Linked DNA regions of Homo sapiens: region 2 is linked to region 1. Evidence: chromatin loops called from intact Hi-C (ENCODE). Cell type or tissue: lower leg skin. All regions are shown on one strand. Each heading gives the region's core, and the rest is flanking DNA. Links, peaks and the distances in the headings are about the cores only. Region 1 has its middle 64 kb from the start of SNORD17. Region 2 overlaps BFSP1 (beaded filament structural protein 1).

Region 1 (10,540 bases), core at 1,568-9,567:
TCTGTAGTTTGGCTTTTCACAGCAGGAAGTTTTCACCCTGATGAAGTCTGACCCTCTGCCATGGTGGGCCTGGCCTCCAGCCCCCACTCACTCCTTTGGGGTCTCCTTTAACTCATTCTTTTAAAAAAATTTTAAAATAATTTTTATTGATATGGAACTTTTCATGAATTCGTGTGTCATCCTTGCAGGGGCCATGCTAATCTTCTCTGTATTGTTCCAGTTTTATTTATTTATTTAGAGACAGAGTGTCACTCTGTTACCCAGGCTGGAGTACAGTGGCGTGATCTCGGCTCATTGAAACCTGTGCCTCCTGAGTTCCTGCTTCAGCCTCCCGAGTAGCTGGAATTACAGGCATGCACCACCACGCCCGGCTAGTTTTCATAGTTTTAGTAGAAACGGGTTTCATCATGTTGGCCAGACTGGTCTCGAACTCCTGGCCTCAAGTGATCCGCCCACTTCAGCCTCCCAAAGTGCTGGGATTACAGACGTGAGCCACGGTGCCCGGCCTTCATTCCAATTTTATACATGTGCTGCCAAAGACAGCACTTTGACTCCTTTCAATCCTTTGCTTTCCTGCTTTGCATATCAGCTTGCCCAGCTCTTGCACCCAGTCTTGCATAAATCCCTTCTCAGTGCTCAATTTTAAAAAAAGAGAGAGGGCGGACGCTCCTTGGAAAGGAGAGACGATCTTTCAGTCCTTCTCTCACAGTTCTTTCTCTTCCTCCCCATTTGCTCTCTCCTCCCCAGCCCTGCACATCATCTCTTCTTTTCATTCTCTTTACTCCTCCTTTACTTCCTCTCCCCTTCTAAGTCTCATCTATCTTGGGCCAAAAATTAGCTTTTTAAGGTAAAATCAGGTCCCCTTCCCCATAAAGGCTTTTATGCAAAGTGTTCTAACAAAAACGTCTCCAGCTTCAATATTGCCAGAACAAATTCTCAGGGCTAGGCACCTAGAACCTAAATTCTGCCGTACCAGGAACCCCAAATTGCAGTGTTATAGAAATGAAGAGACCACAGACAGGTCAAATTGAGGAGATGGTATTTCTTCTCCTGTAACGCCCTCACCTGTGTGAGCTCCCTCTCCAGCTGTGTACCTCTTGTCAGATGAGACGATGAGAGGCTATGGCAATGCTAATTACTCTCACCTGCATCAGAGCCACTCACCTGGGTAGCTTTTAATTTCCCCCACTCTCTCCCAGAGCTTGGCTCTACCCATTAGACAGTTAGACTCTGGTGGTTTTCAGAGTGTAGTCCCCAGAGCAGCCACATCTGCACCGCCTGGAAACTTGCTAGAAATGCAGTTTCTAATTAGGTCCCACACTTCCACATGCATCAGAACCCCTGGCAGGGACTGTGAGAACAGTCAGAACAAAGATTGCTGGGGCTGGCCACAGAATTCAGTGGGTCTGAAGTGGGGCCTGAGAATGTGCATTTCTAACAGGTTCCCAGGTGACAATGTTGCTGTGGCTCCAGGGGGCCCTCTGAGAAACACCATATTAAAGATTCTGATTCAGTTGGTGTGGGTCAGACGGTCCGGGCATCCCATGTTCCAATGCTCCCCTGTGCTGTGCAGCTGAGGTTGGGAGCTCCTGGTCCATGGTCTGCGTTGCAGCACGGCTAGAGCCGCACATCTGCAGAAGACAAGAAAGACCCTCCTAAAGGGCTTCTTCCTTCATCTAAGTTTTCATCACAGGCAAACTCTGTGTGTCCAGTGTACTTGGGGCTTGTAATTTTCCTCCAAGGACCTGTAGGACCCTCTCCAAGTTTGAGCAGGTCTGGCATCCCAGGGTGCTAAGGCCTGCTGGCAGCTCACGTGCTTGGCCCCAGGTACTCTGGGAGCTGTGAGAGTTCGACCCAGAAAGGTGGATCCCTTGAGAGTTCTGGGCAGGGCCACAGCCCCCTTGGTTGGAAAGCGACGGGTCCCTTTTGGTGCTGGTGAGCTGTAAGCAACAAAGCTGTTGCCAAGGGCCTCTGGAATATGACTGTTTCTGAGGCTGTTACAAAATTATATTAAATTCCCAAATGATGGTATTCATTGTAATATATGCAAGCTTTTTAATGTATCAGCCATGCTTATATCAGGTGTGGTCACCTAAGAGTTTTGATTGTTTTTGCTCTTTTATTGATGCATAATTTGCATATAGTAAAATACACAAATCTTAAGTGGATGCTCAATGAATTTTTACCTATGTATACACTCATGTAACAACCACCAAGATCAGGATAGAGAACATTTCCATCATTCTAGTAAGTTCCTTCAGGCCCTTTCTCACTCAATCCCCATCTCCCACTGCCCTAAACAAGTAGACACTATTCTGACCTCTCTCATCATATGTAGATAAGTTTTGCCTTTTATTTTTTTATTTTTTATTTTTATTTTTTAAAAAGGGGTCTTAGTCCTCTGTGACTCAGGCTGGAGTGCAGTGGTGTGACCATAGCTCAATGCAGCCTTGAACTCCTGGGCTCAAGCGGTGCCCCCGCTCCAGCCTCCCGAGGAACTGGGACTACAGGTGCACACTACCACACCCAGCTAATTTTTAAAAAATTTTTTTGTAGAGATGGGGTCACCCTATGTTGCCCAGGCTGGTCTTAAGTTCCTAGACTCAAGGGATCCTCTGGCCTCAGCCTCTCAAGGTTCTGGGATTACAGGTGTGAGCCACACTGTGCCTGGCTTATTTGATATCTTGTGATCAATATTGTGTTTTTGAGATTCATTCATATTTCACGTAAGAGCAACCCATTCATTTTTCTTGCTGTGCTGTACACCACAATGTATTTATCTATTCTTCTATTGATGGGCATTTGAGTTGTATTTAGTTTTTGGCTGTTATCGATTTAGCAGCAATGTGTATTTTTGTACATGTTTTTTGGTGTGTGTACGCACTCATTTCTTTCAGGGTATATACCCAGGAGTGGAACTGCTTGGTCACATGGTGAGTGTATGTTTAATTTTAGAAGAAACTGCCAAATGGTTCTCCAAAGTGCTTGTACTGGTTTATACTTCCACCAGCAGCATGTAAGAGTTCACTTCCTCCACATCCTCACCAATGCTTGATATTTTCAGAAATTTAATTTTAGCCATTCTAGGGAGTGTATAGTCACAGCATATTGTGGGTCTAATTTGCATTTCCCTGTAACCATTGAGGTTGAGCATCTTTTTTTTTTTTTTGAGACGGAGTCTCGCTCTGTTGCCCAGGCTGGAGTGTGCTGGCGCAATCTCGGCTCACTGCATCCTTCGCCTCCTGGGTTCAAATGATTCTCCTGCCTCAGTCTCCCAAGTACCTGAGATTACAGGCATGTGCTACCACATCTGGCTAATTTTTTGTGTTTTTAGTAGAGACAGGGTTTCACCATGTTGGCCAGGCTGGTCTCAAGCTCCTGACCTCAAGGGATCCACTCATCTCGACCTCCCAAAGTTCTGGAATTACAGGCATGAGCCACCGCGCCTGGCTGATGTTGAGCATCTTTTTATGAACTTACTGGCCATTTTGATATCCTTTTGTGTGAATGCCTTTTAAATTCATTTGTGCATTTTTTTTCCTATTGGATACCTGACACCTTTAATAAAGATAAAAGGGTTATGAAATAGCACCTTACTCATGCCAGGAGTTAAGAGGAAACTGAAGTGGGTTTGTGAAGAAAGTGATGAAGAAGAGAAGGACCCTACTTCTCAGGTCTCTGAAGCTTATTGGTCTCTGTCTCCCCAGAACCTAGCACACAGCTCGGCACAAGACAGGAACCCAACAAAAGTTCATCAAATAAGGGGACTGTCCTTGTTTTGGGGGGCTGTTGTGGACTTTGCAATGCATGATCCTCTTTACTATTCCATCTCTCTGAAGCTACATCAGACCCTGGGACCCCTCCAATTCTGGACAGGTGGCCCACAAGTAGCCTCAGGCCACGGCTCACTGAGACAGCCCAGATTGTCTTGCTGATTAGCCTGCTTGAATCCCATGGAAAACCTCTCCTGTCACTGGGGTACTCCATGAGCCTCGGGGATTGCATCATTATTTACATCCCAATTTCTTTAAATTCAAGATTTGTATCCAATAGCGTTGGTCTCCCTGAACCTGGATCCCCAGGTTCTCAGAAGAGTCAGGGACCGCAAGCTGCCTTCACCAGCCCAGATCTCTGCTGAGCACTTGTTCTACCCGGGATGAGTTCCTGAAGATAAACCTTTTGTGCATTGTGTTATTTTGTGTGCACAACTCAGCTAAGTGGCCTCCAGCACTACTCATCATCCCGCCGCCTGGCTACCAAGAGGCCCAATCAGTATCTGTGGAACGAGTGGATAAAGAATGATTTAGGGTCCAATCCATTTCCCAATCCAGTAAGCCATCTTTCATTTCCACCATCTTGGGCCAAAGGAAAAAAAAATGGGAACATCTTTCTTTCTTTCTTTTTTTTGTGACAGAGTCTCACTCTGTTGCCCAGGCTGGAGTGCAGTGGGATGATCTCAGCTCACTGCAACCTCTGCATCCCAGGTTCAAGCGATTCTCGTGCCTCAGCCTCTTGAGTAGCTGAGATCACAGATGTACACCACCATGCCTGGCTACTTTTTGTATTTTTAGTAGAGACGGGGTTTCACCATGTTGGTCAGGCTGGTCTCAAACTCCTGGACTCAAGTGATCTGTCCTCCTTGGTCTCTCAAAGTTCTGAGATTACAGGCGTGAGCCACCGTGCCTAGCCAGGAACTTCTTTTTATGCTTTACCAGAAACTCATCTTGATGTTTTCTTGTTCTTGATGATTTTGCTAAAGTCCAGACGTTCCTTGATCATCGAACACTTCTGTGTCAGCTAAGTTGTTTGAAGCAGTAAATCCCAGCTCTACATTCCCTTCATAATATGTGTCCAACTGAAAAAGAATGTTAAAGAAGACAATAAAATGCTTAATGGTAGAGTTCTGAAATAATCAGAATTAATCAATCAATCATTTATTTATTCAAATGACCGACACTTATTATTATGTATCTCTGTGCAGCCATGCATGGCTTGAGGGATGTGACACAGGAGATTTATGTCTGGTGGTGGATGGGCTTTTGTCTCGAACTCCTGACCTCAAGTGATCTGCTCGCCTTGGCCTCCAAAAGTGCTAGGATTACAGGCGTGAGCCACTGCGCCTGGCCTTGGATGGGCTTTTGTAACCTAGTATGTCTTCCTGGTGCCTTATCCATGATTGTTTCTTGGTATGGGATTTTTCTCCCACTCTTGGGAATCTCCTGGTATTCCACCGATGGCTGCTGAAACCCAGTCCCTGGCTGGTTCCAGTGTCTGATTGTGCTAGGTTGTAATTCCATGTGCTGCCAGGAGGTGTCTCTCCCTAACACCTGATGCTGCCGCGGCTGAAAAGTTGGTTTCTGTGTGACAAGTGAGAACAGTGTTGAAGTCAATTTTGTGTTTGAAGTTTTATCTTAAAAATAAGTTAACTTTGAATAAAAAATTATCTTGGTCAGTGAAGGGTATGTAAATTTTTTTTTGTTTATTTTTCATTTTTTGTATCTTCATGAACACATGTAAAAGTTTTTGGAACGGCATTGTCCAATAGAACTTTTTGCCGTGTTAGAAATGTTTTACAATCTGCTCTGTCCAATAATTGTAGCCACAAGCCACATGGAGCTAATCAGCAGTTGAAATGTGGCTAGTGAGACTGAGGAACTGAATTTCAGATTTTACTTAATTCTAATTAATTAATTAATTAACTGATTAATTTTTAGAGACAGAGCTCAGCTTGGTTGCCCAGGCTGGAGTGCAGTGGCATGCCATAGCTCACTGCAGCCTCAAACTCCCAGTCAAGCTAGGACTATAGGCAAGCATCACCACACCCAGCTCATTTTAAAATTATTTTTTCTAGGGATGGATCTCACTGTGTTGCCCAGATTGGTCTTGAACACATGGCCTCAGGCAATTCTCTGCTTTGATTTGCCAAAGTGCTGGGATAACAGGCATGAGCCATCATGCCCAGCCTTATTAAATTTAAACAGCTACATGTGGTCACTCTATGGAGCAGCATAGCTTTATAATAATTTTTTAAAATTAATTAGTTTAATTGACACATTATCATTGTACATAGGTATGGGGTGCAGTTTGATATTTTAATACATATATTGTATAATGGTCAAATTAGGGTAGTTAGCATGTCAATCACCTTAGGCATTTATCATTCCCTTGTGGTGAGAACATTCAAAAGCCTCTCCTCTAGCTATTTTGTAATATACAATATCTTACTGTTAACCATAGCCACCCTACTGTGTAACAGAACCCCAGAATTTATGCCTCCCATCTAATTGTAATTTGTACCTGTTGACCGACCTCTCCCCATCCTCCCCTCTCCCCTGCCCTTCCCAGGCTCTGGTAACCACTGTTGGACTCTCTGACTCTTCTTCTATGAGATCAATTTTTTTTTTTTTTTTTTTTAGATTCCACATATGAGTGAGATCATGCAGTATTTGTCTCTCTGTGTCTGGCTTATTTCACTTAATATGATGTCCTCCAAGTTCATCCATGTTGTTGAAAATGACAGGATTTCATTTTTTTATGGCTGGTACAATTATTTTTGTTTCTATTATTTCAGCAAAGGAGAATCAGGAGAGAAAATATCAGAACAGAGTACAGCCAGTCAGTCTCCTTACCAGTGTCAGGGCAGATTAGTGTAAGACTGTGGGGTTCTAGAGATTTGTGGGTCAATTCTGGCCTTGCCACTTAATAGCTGCTGTGACGTTAGGTAAGTGAGTTCATCTCTCTGAGCCTCAGTTTCTTTATCTGTAGATTGGGGATTGTAATGGCAACCTCAGAAGACTACTGTGAGGACTGAGTGAAGTACTGTGTACATCACTCAGGGTATGGGAGCATTGACTTACATAGTGAGTGCTCAGCAAAAGTCCCTCTGCCCCTGTTGGTGGTGATGGTGGCAGTGACAGCGGATTTATTATTCACCAAACTAGTCTTCCTGCTCACTGTCTCTACAGGGGCTAAATCGGGGGAGGACACAGTCCAAGGTCAAGAGCATCAAGCAAAGAATTAGTCAGCAGTCAGCCTAGGAGTCAGGCTGTTGTGTCAACTGCATTAACCCAGAGGTCAGAAGCAAAGGGACTTACAGAAAAATTCTAAGAACAGAACAAAAGGATTTTTTTTTAAACTCTTCATCAAGATTCCCCAAATATTAACATTTTTGCCACATTTGCCTTACTGTTTTCTCTGTCTGTGTGTACAAATATATATATTTTTCTGAATCATAAGAGAGTAAATTGCAGATGTGATGCCCTCTATCTCCCAAAGCTTCAGTGTATAATTCCTAAAAAGTAAAGGACATTCTGCTACACAGCCACAGTGCAGTGACTAAGTCAGGAAACGAACACTGATTCAATACAATTAGCTAATCTACAGACCGTATTCAGATTTAGATGTCACCAACTGTCCCAGTAATGTCCTTTATAGCAACACAATATCCCAGATCACGTGCTGCAGTTGGTTGCCCTGTCTCTAATCTCCTCCAATCGGCGACAGTTCCTTGGGCTTTCTTTGTCTTTCCTGACCTTGACATTTTTGAAGAGTCCACGCAGTTTTCTTGTAGAATGTCCTTCAGTTTGGGTCTGCCTGATGTTTCCTCATGATAAGCCTCAGGTTGTGTATTCTTGGCAAGAATACTGGGAAAATGATGCTGTGTTCTCAGTGCATCAGATGAGCGGGGACATGAGGTCCCTTTCTTAGTTTGGGAGAATAAATTCTGATGAAAAATATTCCCAGTGAGAAGGAAAATCGAGAGGATCTCAGGAGGCTGGTGTGGTTTGCACAAGCAACTGTGCTTCGCTCACATTTTCAAAGGACAGAAGCAAAGGGTGGAAGGCAGAGAACTCCACTCAGAGAGCGAGAGAACGGAGAGAAGAGCGGCTGAAAAGCTGGCTCCAGAAACGAGCTGAGGCCCTGAAAAATGCTGAAGGCAACCAAATAGGCTTCTAAATTGCTTACTTAAAAAACACTCATTCGTTTTCCTGACAATAAAAAATAGAATGTGGTCATTGTGGAAAATACAAACGTATAAAGAAGGAAACAGTAACTCCCTGCATCCTACACCCAGCTGTAGCCACGGCTAATATTTTGGGTATTTTCCCTCCCCACCTCCAGGAAAGGTTTTTAAAGCTGCGCTTGGAGCATGAAACAAAATGAGAAAGACTTCAGCTTCTCGGCGTGGGGAAGGTGATGTCATGCCAGCGGGGGCGGCGGAAAGGGCTGCCTGTGCTTCCCCTTCACTCTCGGGACGCGGCTGTGGGCTGGGCAGGAGGGAGCCAAGTCTGGGGTGCACTGGGGAGCCCAGAACCACTGCTATGCTCTGCAAAACTCTGAGGCGCTTCCAAAAGTTTGGAGCTGGGCATGTATTTTACTGATTTCTAAAAATCGTAAGCGGTTGTTCGGGGGGAGGAGAAGGGTGTTGGGGTGACGGGGTGTCCGCGCTGGAGACTCAGCTGTGTGCGCCCTGATTCAGACGAGGGAGGCCTTCCAGGTGGGGGTGGGCAGGGAGCTTCTGGGGAAGAATGCATCCTGAGGGCGGAGAGCTACAGGGTAAGGGGGCCAGGCTGTCGGCATTAGAGGGGTGTCTGCGTTTGGCTGCAGCCCAGCCCGCAGGCTCCAGAGTCTGGGAGCCGCGAAGGAGCCGCCCTTATCAGGCAGTAGGGCGAGCTGCCCCAGGGGACAGTCTCTGTGCTGAGGGCATTCCTCGACCTGGGTCGTGGCGCCTACTAGCAGGGGGTTCCAGGATTCCCAGGGCAGAGCTGTCCGGTGTGAGGTGTCCAGCTGGCTTGAGGCCTGTGGCCCTGAAGGCCGGGTGGGCCAGGAGGCTGAGAGGCAGCCACCTTTAAAGGGAGCCAGAGCAGGGAGGGAAACGGAGCTCTTCCCCTGCCGTCCTGGCGCTGTTCCTGCCAATAGACAAGGCAGATGTGTACAATGATTATAGTCTTTTTGTTTGTTTTAAGAGACAGCCTTGCTGTGTTGCCCAGGCTGGAGTGAGTGCAGTGGCTTGTTCATAGCTCACTGCAGCCTGGAACTCCTGGGCTCAGGGGATCCTCCCACTTCAGCTTCCCAAGTAACTGGGACTACAGGTGTGTGCCACCATGCCCTGCTAATTTTTTTTTTTTTTTTTTGAGACGGAGTTTCGCTCTTGTTGCCCAGGCTGGAGTGCAATGGCGGGATCTCAGCTTACTGCAACCTCTGCCTCCCAGGTTCAAGCGATTCTCCTGCCTCTCGGCCTCCCGAGTAGCTGGGATTACAGGCATGTGCCACCACTCCCGGCTAATTTTATATTTTTAGTAAAGACGGGGTTTCTCCATGTTGGTCAGGCTGGTTTTGAACTCCCGACCTCAGGTGATCCGCCTGTCTCGGCCTCCCAAAGTGCTGGGATTACAGGTGTTAGCCACTGCACCCAGCCACCCCACTAATTTTTAAATTATTTATTTATTTAGAGACAGAATCTCACTCTGTCACCCAGGTTGGAATGCAGTGGCACCATCATAGCTCACTGCAGCCTCAACCTCCAGGGTTCCAGGGATTCTCCTGCTTCAGCCTCCCAAGCAGCTGGGACTATAGGCGTGGGCCAGCCCATCAGACTAATTTTTTTTTTCAGATCCTCACATCTCAGATGAACATCCAGCTAATTTTAAAAAGTTTTGTAGAGATGGGGTCTTGCTATGTTGACCAGGCTGGTCTCGAACTCCTGGGCTCAAGCAACTCTCCTACCTCAGCCTCCCAAAGTGTTAGGATTACAGGTGGGAGCCATCACACCACCCAGCCTGATTATAACATTTTAACTGTGGGCCAGGCACTGTGTTAAGTCTAAGTCTGCGTATGTTCAAAGTAGCCTTTGCAACTGGTCTATCGAGGTAGGTATTTATCATTCCTGTTTTACAGAGGACTCAAAGGTAAATGATATGGCAGATGTGGTCAGTGCCCCAATGTCTCCCGGGCACTGGGAGGTGACCTCAGACCATTCCATGTGTGCCTGTGGCTCCCTGTATCTCTCTACAGGGCATGCTCTATGGCCCTTGGAGTGTGGGGAGTTAACACCTCAAGAGTGATTCTCAGCTGGTGGGCGAGGGATGGGAGTTGTATGAAAACCCCAGGGTGCTTGCTCCTTGATGAGACAATTTTATTTTTAATTGTAGTAAAAAAAACACATAGCATAAAATTTACCATCTGAACCATTTATAAGTGTATAGTACAGTAGTATTAACTGTTTGCACCTTGTTGTGTAATAGAACTTTTCATCTTGCAAAACTGAAACTCTATACCCATTAAATAACTCCCCATTCCCTCTCTCTGCAGGCCCTGGCAACCACATTCTACTTTCTGTCTGTGAATTTGACACTTTAGGTACCTTGTATGCAGTATGTGTCCTTCTGTGACTGGCTTATTTCACTGAGCATAATGTCCTCAAGATTCGTCCATGTTGTAACGTGTATCTGAATTTCCCTTTTTTTTTTTTGTATTTTTAGTAGAGATGTGGTTTCACTATGTTGGCCAGGCTGGTCTTGAACACCTGACCTCATGATCC
Region 2 (9,270 bases), core at 1,271-9,270, 390 kb after region 1:
CTACTTGATGGAATCCTGGGAACAGTGCCTGGGCCAGTTTTGAAGCAGCTCAAATAATTCTTCCAGGCCATTTAGGATGATGATGATGATGATGACGGTGATGATGATCGCTCACACTGTGAGGCTTCCCTGTAGTATCTCACTGGATCCCAAGAGCAGCCTTGTGAAATACTGCTCAGGTCAGGCTTCCTCTAAGCAGAGCTCTAGGTAGTGATTTTTTGTCACTGATGTCTTAGTGGAGGGCTCTGAGAAGGGGAGGAAAAGGGCAGGACAGGGCAGGGAGCAGAGCAAGGACTTGTCCTCAGCCGGAGTCCAGCTGTGGCCTTCTCATGATCCCACAGGAAGCTCTGGAGTGTGAATGTGAATTACACCACAGCTGGGTCCCTCAAGGAGTTGAGAGAGTTGGTCTTTTGTACTCCTGTGCTGTCAGTCGTTGGCCTGGGTTGGGGATGAGGCAGGGCCTGGTAGCTTCCTGGACAAGATGACCATTTGTTGGCCAAGGGCTGCTTTCTGGAGAGGGCTGTGTCATCTGTTATTACAGAGCTGGGGACAGGGGCACTGGCGGGTAAAGGGGATCAGCATCCCTACAGATAGTTATCCCTGTTTTACAGAAGAACTTGCATTTTAGGAGGTTTAAATAGCTTGCCTGAGGTCACACATAGCCAGTAAGTCTTTTAGTCCAGGCCTGATTGACCAAAGCCCATTCTTTGAAACACTGCTGGTGTTGGAAAGGGTCCTTTGTGCCCTCCAGGGCCTTTTAACTTATTTATTTTTGACACGGTGTCTCATTCTATCACTCAGGCTGGAGTACAGTGGGGTGATCACAACTCACTGCAGCCTCCACCCACCCCCAGGTTCAAGTGATCCTTCTACCTCAGCCTCCTAAGTAGCTGGGACCACAGGTGCACACCACAACACATAGCTAATTTTAACATTTTTTGTAGAAATGGGATCTTACTATGTTGCCCAGGCTGGTCTCCAACTCCTGGGCTCAAGCAATCCACCTGCCTTGGCCTCCCAAAGTGCTGGGAGTACAGGTGTGAGCCACCATGTCTGGTGAGGGCTGGTTTTTTTCTCTTTTTTTTTTTGTGCCTCCGCCACCCAGGGCTTTGTGAAGACCAATGCACCAATGTAACTGAAGAGAAACAGTGAAATAAGGCAAGTCTTAGTTTATTCATCGGCCCCGTTGTTCTTGTGAAGATTAAAGGAGACTGAGGTGCCAGGAATGAGCATGGTGCACATGTGGGCAGGCCCACCCATGGCAGCAAATGCATCAGTCTCTTCTTCCTCCTGAACCTGGTCATGGTCTGTCCTGTCTGTGATGAGGGAGCGTGCGGAAGTGTCCATTCCTGTTCTCATCTAGTACTAGAAGGAAAAACCAGCGCAGCTCAACTTATAATGAGAATGTTTTCCCTCCCCCAACAGAATCTTCTGGAAGTTCAGACCTATATCAGCATCCTGCAGCAGATCATCCACACCACTCCTCCAGCATCCATTGTGACGAGTGGGATGAGGGAGGTAAGAATTGAAGCAGGAAAAGGCAAACCAGCCCTGGAGGGAAGCTGTACCTGGAGACTCCCAGGGAAGGGCTCACAGGTTGGACTGTGAGGGCGGCCACCAGGGTCCACTCCCCACTCCTGCCTTGTATTCTCATCTGAAGTTTCTTCTTCTGATATTTTACTTGTACTGTAAATGCCAATATTTAGACATGTGAGGATGTAAACCGCATCCTTGACCATTTTCTTCGGTATTTTCTCTTGAGAATTATGAGCTGTTCTTCCTTGCATACTTTATAAGAAATGACCAAGCTGCTTTCCAAAGCGATGTGCCATTGTTGCATCTCCACCCACAATGCGTGAGGGTTTCTGTGGCTTCCTGTCCTTGCCAGCACTTGGTATGTCAGCTTTGTAGTGTGTCTTTGCTCTTCTAATGGTGGTGGTTTTAATTTGCATCCCCTAATGACTAAGGAAGCCGAGCATCCTTTTGTGCACTCATCTGCCATCCGGATAGCTTCTTTGTGGAAGTATCTGCTCAAGCCTCTTGCCCATTTAAAAAATTGGTTTGTTTCCTTATTCTCCCTATCAATCTGATAATGAATTTCAAATACAGATAATCTCAGATAATTAGTGAATATATTTCCAAGACGGAGCTCTGCTAATGATTATGTGAGCCTGTGGCATTGAAACTAGTGGGAAAGGATAGAGATTGTTGAAGCCAATTTGTAAAAATTAAGATTTGGATATGAAAAATTACTTCTGATATTATGTTCCAAATTCCTTCTTCATTTGACTCTCTAGCTGCTCAACGGGATAGTAACGCTTTTCCTAATATGGTTTATGGAATTTTGTGATGCATAGCATGATATATATATATATAGACTGGTGCTGAGTGAGGTGGCTCATGCTTGTAATCCCAACTACTCAGGAGGCTGAGGTGGGAGGATCATTTGAGGCTAGGAGTTCAATACCAGCCTGAACAACATAGCAAGACCCCATCTCTAAACAAACAAACAAACAAGAAGCAAAAAAACCCCACAAACACTGGAAATGATGCAAATTAAATAAAAATGTTACAGTGTCCCTTCTTCAGAGGTTGTGGTAGGCTACTACAGGGTTTGGTGGATTGGTCAAGAGATAAGGTTCTGGGTCTTTTTGCAAGGATGACCTAGGATGGTGGCTCTCAACCCTGGTGACACTTGAAATTGCCTAGATGTGTGCTCAGGCCATGCTCCGAGTCAATGAATGGGCTTCCCAGGAGGTGGGGCCTGCCCAGGACCAGCATGCAGACAAACTGCTGCAGAACCCATGGGCTGGGGTCACCGGCTGCCTGAACTTTTTCGTCTTAATTATTTTATACAAAGCTAAAGAAATCCCCAAATTTGCTTTAGAAGACACTTTTGAACCCTGCAAAGTATCATCTAAGCGACAGGAAAGTTACTTTTTTTGGCATTCATGAGGATAGTCTTGTCTGAATTGCCCACCAGTTACCATTTCAGGATCCTGTTCTCCTTAGTGGATGTAACTGATGTTGCTACAAAGGCCTAAAAAAACTTTTCCTGAAGCCTTAATTTTCTTTCCCAGAGATTCCTTTCCAGAGATGTTACTTTTATTTTTCAAACCCAACTCTAACTCAAAGGTGTTTTACATCCGAGCATACCTTTTGAATTGTATCATCTATTCCCATGTAATAAGACCCTTCTAAGTCATAAGTATACAGACACTAAACTGACTTTGATGTCATCGATCAGCATCGTCTGGGCTTGTGAGACGTGCAGAGTGTCCAGTCCAGCCTCAGACCCACTGAGGCAGAATCTGCATCTTAGCCAGATCCGCAGGGACTCGTGTGCATGCTCAGGATAGAGAAGCACCGATTGAGAAAGTGTCACATCTTTATGAGTCTTAGCTTAGCAATTCTACAATCAAGTTAGACGGTCACTTTCCTGTATGTCTATGTCATTGCTGCAGCCACTTTGTAAGGTGTTTGAAGCAGAGGCTGTCTTCCATGCAGCCTCTGGACACAGAAACCCTCATTGTAGACTTGGTGTTTGATTTTGCATGGCTTCGAGTCAATGTGCTCTGTGTCAGAATGCATGGCTCTTGAGCAGTCAGGCCTTTGTGAAACAATTTGAATATTTTTGAATAGACGTGGAAAGGCAGGTCAGGAGAGAGGGACCTGCTTGGCAGAGTGTGGAGAGGTCAGAGGATTTCCTTCTAGCCATTCCCTGGAGCGTCACTTCCCTTTCACCCACTGGGGCTGATGGCTCCTGCTTTGTGCTGCGCTGACATCCGAGCACAGCGTATGGCTCGCGGCTCCAACCAGCCTTCATTTTCTTCGAGAGTGTGCATTCCAGGTTTTCCCTTTCACAGAAGGGAAAACAGAGGCTTTGAGAGTCAAATCCTTTTCTAGAGTCTCTTAGTAGGTTCATGGCACAGCCAGGTCTAAGCTCTGGTCTCCTGGTACTTGGTCCCGGCATGTCACACTCCCAAGGAGGTTCAGACTTTGAAGACAAAGCAAAAGGCATTGATGGCTGTGCTGTGGGCCTGGCTTAGTCTTCTCAGGCTACTATAACAGGACACTACAGATGGGAGGGCCGACAGGCAGACATTTACTTCTCACTGTCCTGGGTGCTGGAAGTCCAAGATCAAGATGCCAGCAGAATTGGTGTCTGGTGAGGGCTCTCTTTCTGGCTTGAAGACGGCTGCCTTCTTGCTGTGTCTCACGTGACAGACAGACAGGGGGTGGGGGTGGGGGCTCTGGTGTCTCTTCTTGTTCTTACAAAGACCCTAATCACATGATGGGGCCCCCCATCCTCATGACCTCATCTAACCCTAACACCTTCCAAAGGTCTCCTAAAACCTTCATCTTGGGAGTTAGTTAGGGCTTCAACACAGAATTCAGGGGGACACGGATATTCCGTCCATACCAGGGCCCCGCACCTTCTCTGCCCTTTTCCTCTCTGCATGTCCCATGAGTCTGACTCTGGCCTTCTCTGTGCAGGAGAAGCTCCTGACGGAGCGGGAGGTGGCCGCCCTGCGGAGTCAGCTGGAGGAGGGCCGGGAGGTGCTCTCCCACCTGCAGGCGCAGAGAGTGGAGCTGCAGGCACAGGTACGCTCGAGTCTGCCGCGTGTGCATTGGGGCTTCCCACATGTTTCATGGAGGTGTTACGCGCAGGCACACGCATGCAGCTTGAGGAGCTGTCACACGCTGAACATATCCTATGTTCCTGGCAGAAACGGGGTTTTCTGAGTGGGTGGCCAAGCGCTCTGCTCTGGCCTGGACTGAGGAGTTTTCCAGGACACAGGGAGAGTCCTGAGCTGGGGGACACAGGTGCCACGCTCATTCCTGGCCCCTCAGAGGTGCCCCTTGGGACTCCTTCGAGTCATGCCCTCCCCACCGAGTCTTAGGCTTAGGCTGCCCCAGTGTCTACATCATGCATTCATTTTGCCCAGGTCAAGCTTCGTAAGAATAAGAAGAAACGGACACCATAGGGATTTTTATCCTCCACTTGTTCAAATCTGTGCTTCTGTTTTCCTTCTCATGGTAACAGTTCTCCTTCGGAATTTGATTACAACCCGGCAAGAGTGGTTGTATCAGTGTTTGCTTCTAGTTAGAAACGTGTTGGTGGAAAGCTCACATTTCTACCCCCACCCCTTTTGGGTGAAGCTTAATTTGAAAACAAAACAGAAAAGCCCCAAACTGTCCTGTGGCCTGTGCCTTCTTGGCTACTTGCCGGCTCATCTTCTTTGTTCCTTCCGGTTCTCTCTCTTTCTCATTACCCTACAGCAGGTCATTCCACAGGGACGCTTGGGTTAAAATACTGCACCTTTGTATGGCTCTCTAACCACATTTCCCAAACCAAAAAGTAAGTTGACATTTGGTTTGACAAGTACACATGGGGACAAGAGAGCAAAACGTGTAAAAATCGGACACTTCAGAAAGCCTGGACCATTTGGATGTTATGTGTTACTCTGTCTAAAAATGTGAAGCCACAACTAGATGTAGCGCTTTTTATTGATTTCCAGTGCCCCCATGTCTGCTCAGGATTTCATTTTGGGACCTTGGAGTTCACATCCTAATTCCCATCCCAGCACGCACCACACAAAACTCACAGTGCAGCAGCTCTCAGGGGCTGCTGGAAAGCAAACCCGGGTCTGTGGTGGTCCCCTGAACTGACGATCGCAGCAGGAGGAACCAAGTAAGGCACTTAAAACTCCTCCTTCTTGTGAGACAAACCCTGGCTCAGGGACCATGTGCCTCATCCTGGTGACTGGGGCCTGTGTGGTTTCTTCTGAGGCTCTGACAGGATAGAATAAGGGTTGTATGTGTTTGTGTACATGGGGTGTGTGTGTGTGATATACATGGTATGTGTGATATATGTGGGATGTGTATGTGAAGTGTGTGTGGTGTGTGTGTGTCATGTGTATGTGTGTGTGCTGTGTATGTGAATAGGGACGTGGATACAAGCCCAGTCGTGGTCCTAGAGACCAGTGTTTTCCAAATGGCTAGTGACAACTCATTTTTGGATGTAAAATGAACTCAGTAGAATTGACTGGCATGTAAAAGGAAGTCAACAAAATGCTAGACTAAAATATAATAAGAAAAACAGAGTGTACAGCAAGTGAAAGGGAGGATTTGTTTTGTGAAGCCCTTGTTTTATCTCTCTATATCCATATGGATATGTTGAAATACACACACACACACACACACACACACACACACACCTACCTATCTGATGTGTATGGCTCGCAATGAGAAATGTGGTTTTTCCTGGGGCGGTGGTGATAAAGTTGAAAACCACTGCCCTAGAGATACTGAGAAAGATGAAGGAGCCCAGCCTAGATGGCAAATTCCAGTTCCAGGACAAAAAGAATGTTCCTCTCTTTATGTACAGGTATTTGTTGAATATCAAAATAAGAAATTTCACAACAGATTAACCTGGTTTCTGAGAACATGAAATGAAACCGCTGGTTGGCCGCCTGTTTCTGTCCTGAGTGGCTGCAGGAGGACTTCCTGGCTTTTCCCTGCTGCCCTCGTCTCTAAAGCAGGGTCTCAAACATCTCTTCTGTGCTGCCTCCTCCACTCCCACCCGTGGCATTCTGATGGAGACCGCTTCTCAGAAAAATGATGGTAAAGGCATAAAATAAAATACAGATAATTTAAAGGAAACCAGGCTGGGTGTGGTGGCTCACGCCTGTAATGCCAGCACTTTGGGAGGGCAAGGTGAGTGGACTGCTCGAGTCCAGGAATTTGAGACCAGCCTGGGCCACATGACGAAACCCCACCTCTACAAAAAATACAAAAATTAGCTGGGCGTGGTGGTGCGTGCCTGTGGTTCCAGCTACTTAGGAAGCTGACATGGGAGGACTGCCTGAGCCTGGAGAGGTTGAGGCTGCAGTGAGCTGAGACTGAGCCACTGCACTCCAGCCTGGGCAACAGAATGAGACCCCGTTTCCAAAAAAAAAAAAAAAGAAACTAATTATATTAAAACAGTTATCAAAATATTACTGAATCATTTTAAATAAAATGACAGATGTGCTTATACTCACTCAGTAACAAGCTATAGCATGTAGCTGATGAAACACGGCTGTGTCCATTTTCTGTTGCTGCCTTGATGAGTCACCACCAGCACCCGTGTCATCGCAGTTGTGTAGGTGGGAAGTCTGGGTGGGTCCTATCGGTTTCTCTGCTCTGGGTCTCAAAAGGTAGAAAGAAAGATGTTGGCCAGCCTGGGCCCTTGTCCAGAGGCTGTTAGGGGAGAATTTGCTTCCAGTCTCATTCAAGTTCTTGGCAGGAGTGAGGACCCTGTTTCTTTGCCGGCTGCTGGCCAGGAGTGGCTGTCAGGGCTGCCCAGGCTCCTTGGCTTCAGGCCCCTCCACGTTCGGAGCCGGCAGCGAACTCTGAACCCTCTTCCTGCGTCTCATCTCAATGACTTGGACTTACACGTTTCTCTGACTTCTGTTTTTAGGGGATAATCTTGAATAAACTCCTTTCCTTAAAAAAGGGTAACTGATTAAGAACTTTAATTATATCTGCAAAGTCCCTTTTTGCCATGTAACATATTCAAGGGTGTAGCACCAAGGGGAAAAGGTCACGGGGGCCAAAATTCTGCCTCCTTAGCTCTGATGAAAACCCAGACGTGGCTGGGTGCGCCCGGGAGCTCCTGACTCAGTGGGTCTGGGGTGTGGCCCGGGATGCTGCATGTCTAGGTGTCCCTGTGATGGTGCTGCGGCTGGTCCAGGAGCCACACTGAGAACCACAGGGTAAGGGCGGGTCCCAGGGAGTGGGCGAATGTTCCACCTGGTCCCCCTGTGTCCCAGGCTTGGGCCTCATTTCAAATGTTTGTGGCTGGGTTTTTGCTGGTTTTAAAGGTTTTAGTGGCTTCCCAATGTAGCAGCTAAGCTAGAGCTGAAGGAAGATGTGGCCGCACACCGCCGGGCAGGGCCCGCTCTGTGGCCGGAACTCGGTGGAGGGCGGGCCGAGAGAGAGCGTCTGCTAGCACCAGGGCCGTGGCAGCGGGTTCCGCCTATGGTTAGGGCGTCCGAAGCTTCCCGAACTCTCCACAGCAGGGGTCGTCAGGGTGAGGTCCCCGTCCCAGCAGCGGGGGCACCACCTGGGAACTTGTCAGAAATGCAGATTCACAGGCACCCCAGACCACTGACCCAGGAGCTCTGGGGCGGGCCGGTGCGCCTTGTTTAAGCCCTCCACGTGGCTCTGCGGGCTCAGTCTGGGAGACGCTGGGCGGACGATGGGAGAATAGTGCCTGGGCTTGGAGCTGGAAGCTGGAAGCCTCTCCTTCAAATAAGTGCACATATACCCGTAAGAGCCCCGGAGGAAGCACTTCGGACAGGTGGAGAGGAAAGGACAGGTAATTCTAGTTCCCTAAATTGCATGGACTGAGAGTTTCTGTGACAGGGAAGTAAAGAAAGTCACTTTTTAAAATTGCAAAGTGGGAACCGCCCATGTCTCATTTCTCATTAAAGTCACTTAGCACCATCTAGTGGTTTAGTTTGTGTAAGACAGTATGTAATGAGTTTCCTTTTTTTTTTTTTTAAGACAAAACAAAAACAAAAACAAAAACAAAAAAAAAACCTTACACCTAAAGGTGTCTGGGGTCCTAAGGACTGAGGTGAGAGCTCACCCCTCCAGATGGGGCTCGCGTCAGGCTCCTGCCTGTGTCGTGCCCTCAGCGGCTCACAGCCCAGTGGGGAGACAGATATAAACCAGGCAATCTAACGGTCCAGGCAGAAACAGCAGTCACCTGGCTCCGGATAAAGTTCAGGTTGCCACATGGCCCCACCGTTGGAGGAACCCTGGGCCAACCTCTCTTCTCTTCGTCTCCTGACCCCTCCTGCAGTTTCTGGGACCTCCCCTTTGCTCATTCCTTCTCTCCTTTCTGGAAGTCCCTTTCCTTCCTCGGTTCCCAGGACCGGTCCTGCCTCCTCCTGGAAGCCCCTTTCTTCCTCTGAGATGCCCTGGGCGTGCCTCCCCTGCTGGACTGCGGCCTTCTAGAGGAGGGTCCGTGTCTCATTCTCCTCGGCCAGGCTGGTGCTGGGTGGCAGTGGACGCCGTGCCACAGTGGCTCTCGTCACAGGCATCTCCATTCCTGTTGAGCTCCTGAGACAGGAGCTCTTACTGGTTTTCCTGAACACTCTTCCTTCTGATGAAAGGTTTAAATTATGGAGCTGTAAAAACCACATCGGTATAGACATCAGTCCACTTTTATAAACCAAGTCATCACTTCACTGGACTCAGCAGAATCCCGTAGAGCAT

Evidence for each region. Hi-C counts contacts between places; a loop is a spot of excess contacts. Peaks named below come from ENCODE experiments on the same cell type or tissue, not always from the same donor. Only the 100,000 strongest peaks of a DNase experiment are listed, where the experiment ranks them.
Region 2: it touches region 1 in a loop (4-fold over the local background); 75 of 110 quality-filtered maps call a loop at or near these places.

Annotation. Positions count from the first base shown.
Region 1 is chr20:17,893,467-17,904,006 of GRCh38, reverse strand. It overlaps the pseudogene RNU6-192P. Among named protein-coding and RNA genes, the nearest start is that of SNORD17, 64 kb to the left of the region's middle. RefSeq lists enhancers at 8,027-8,166, 7,821-8,497. In lower leg skin, for the core only: CTCF peaks have their summits at 5,300 (motif pointing right) and 6,979; DNase peaks (open chromatin) are centred at 5,315 and 8,240.
Region 2 is chr20:17,504,224-17,513,493 of GRCh38, reverse strand. It overlaps BFSP1 (beaded filament structural protein 1), which reads left to right. Exons shown (of 8, transcript NM_001195.5): 4 at 1,426-1,518; 5 at 4,498-4,605. Among named protein-coding and RNA genes, the nearest start is that of BFSP1, 23 kb to the left of the region's middle. RefSeq lists an enhancer at 8,459-8,982. In lower leg skin, for the core only: a CTCF peak has its summit at 5,910; DNase peaks (open chromatin) are centred at 7,663, 8,083, 8,843, 8,973 and 1 weaker place.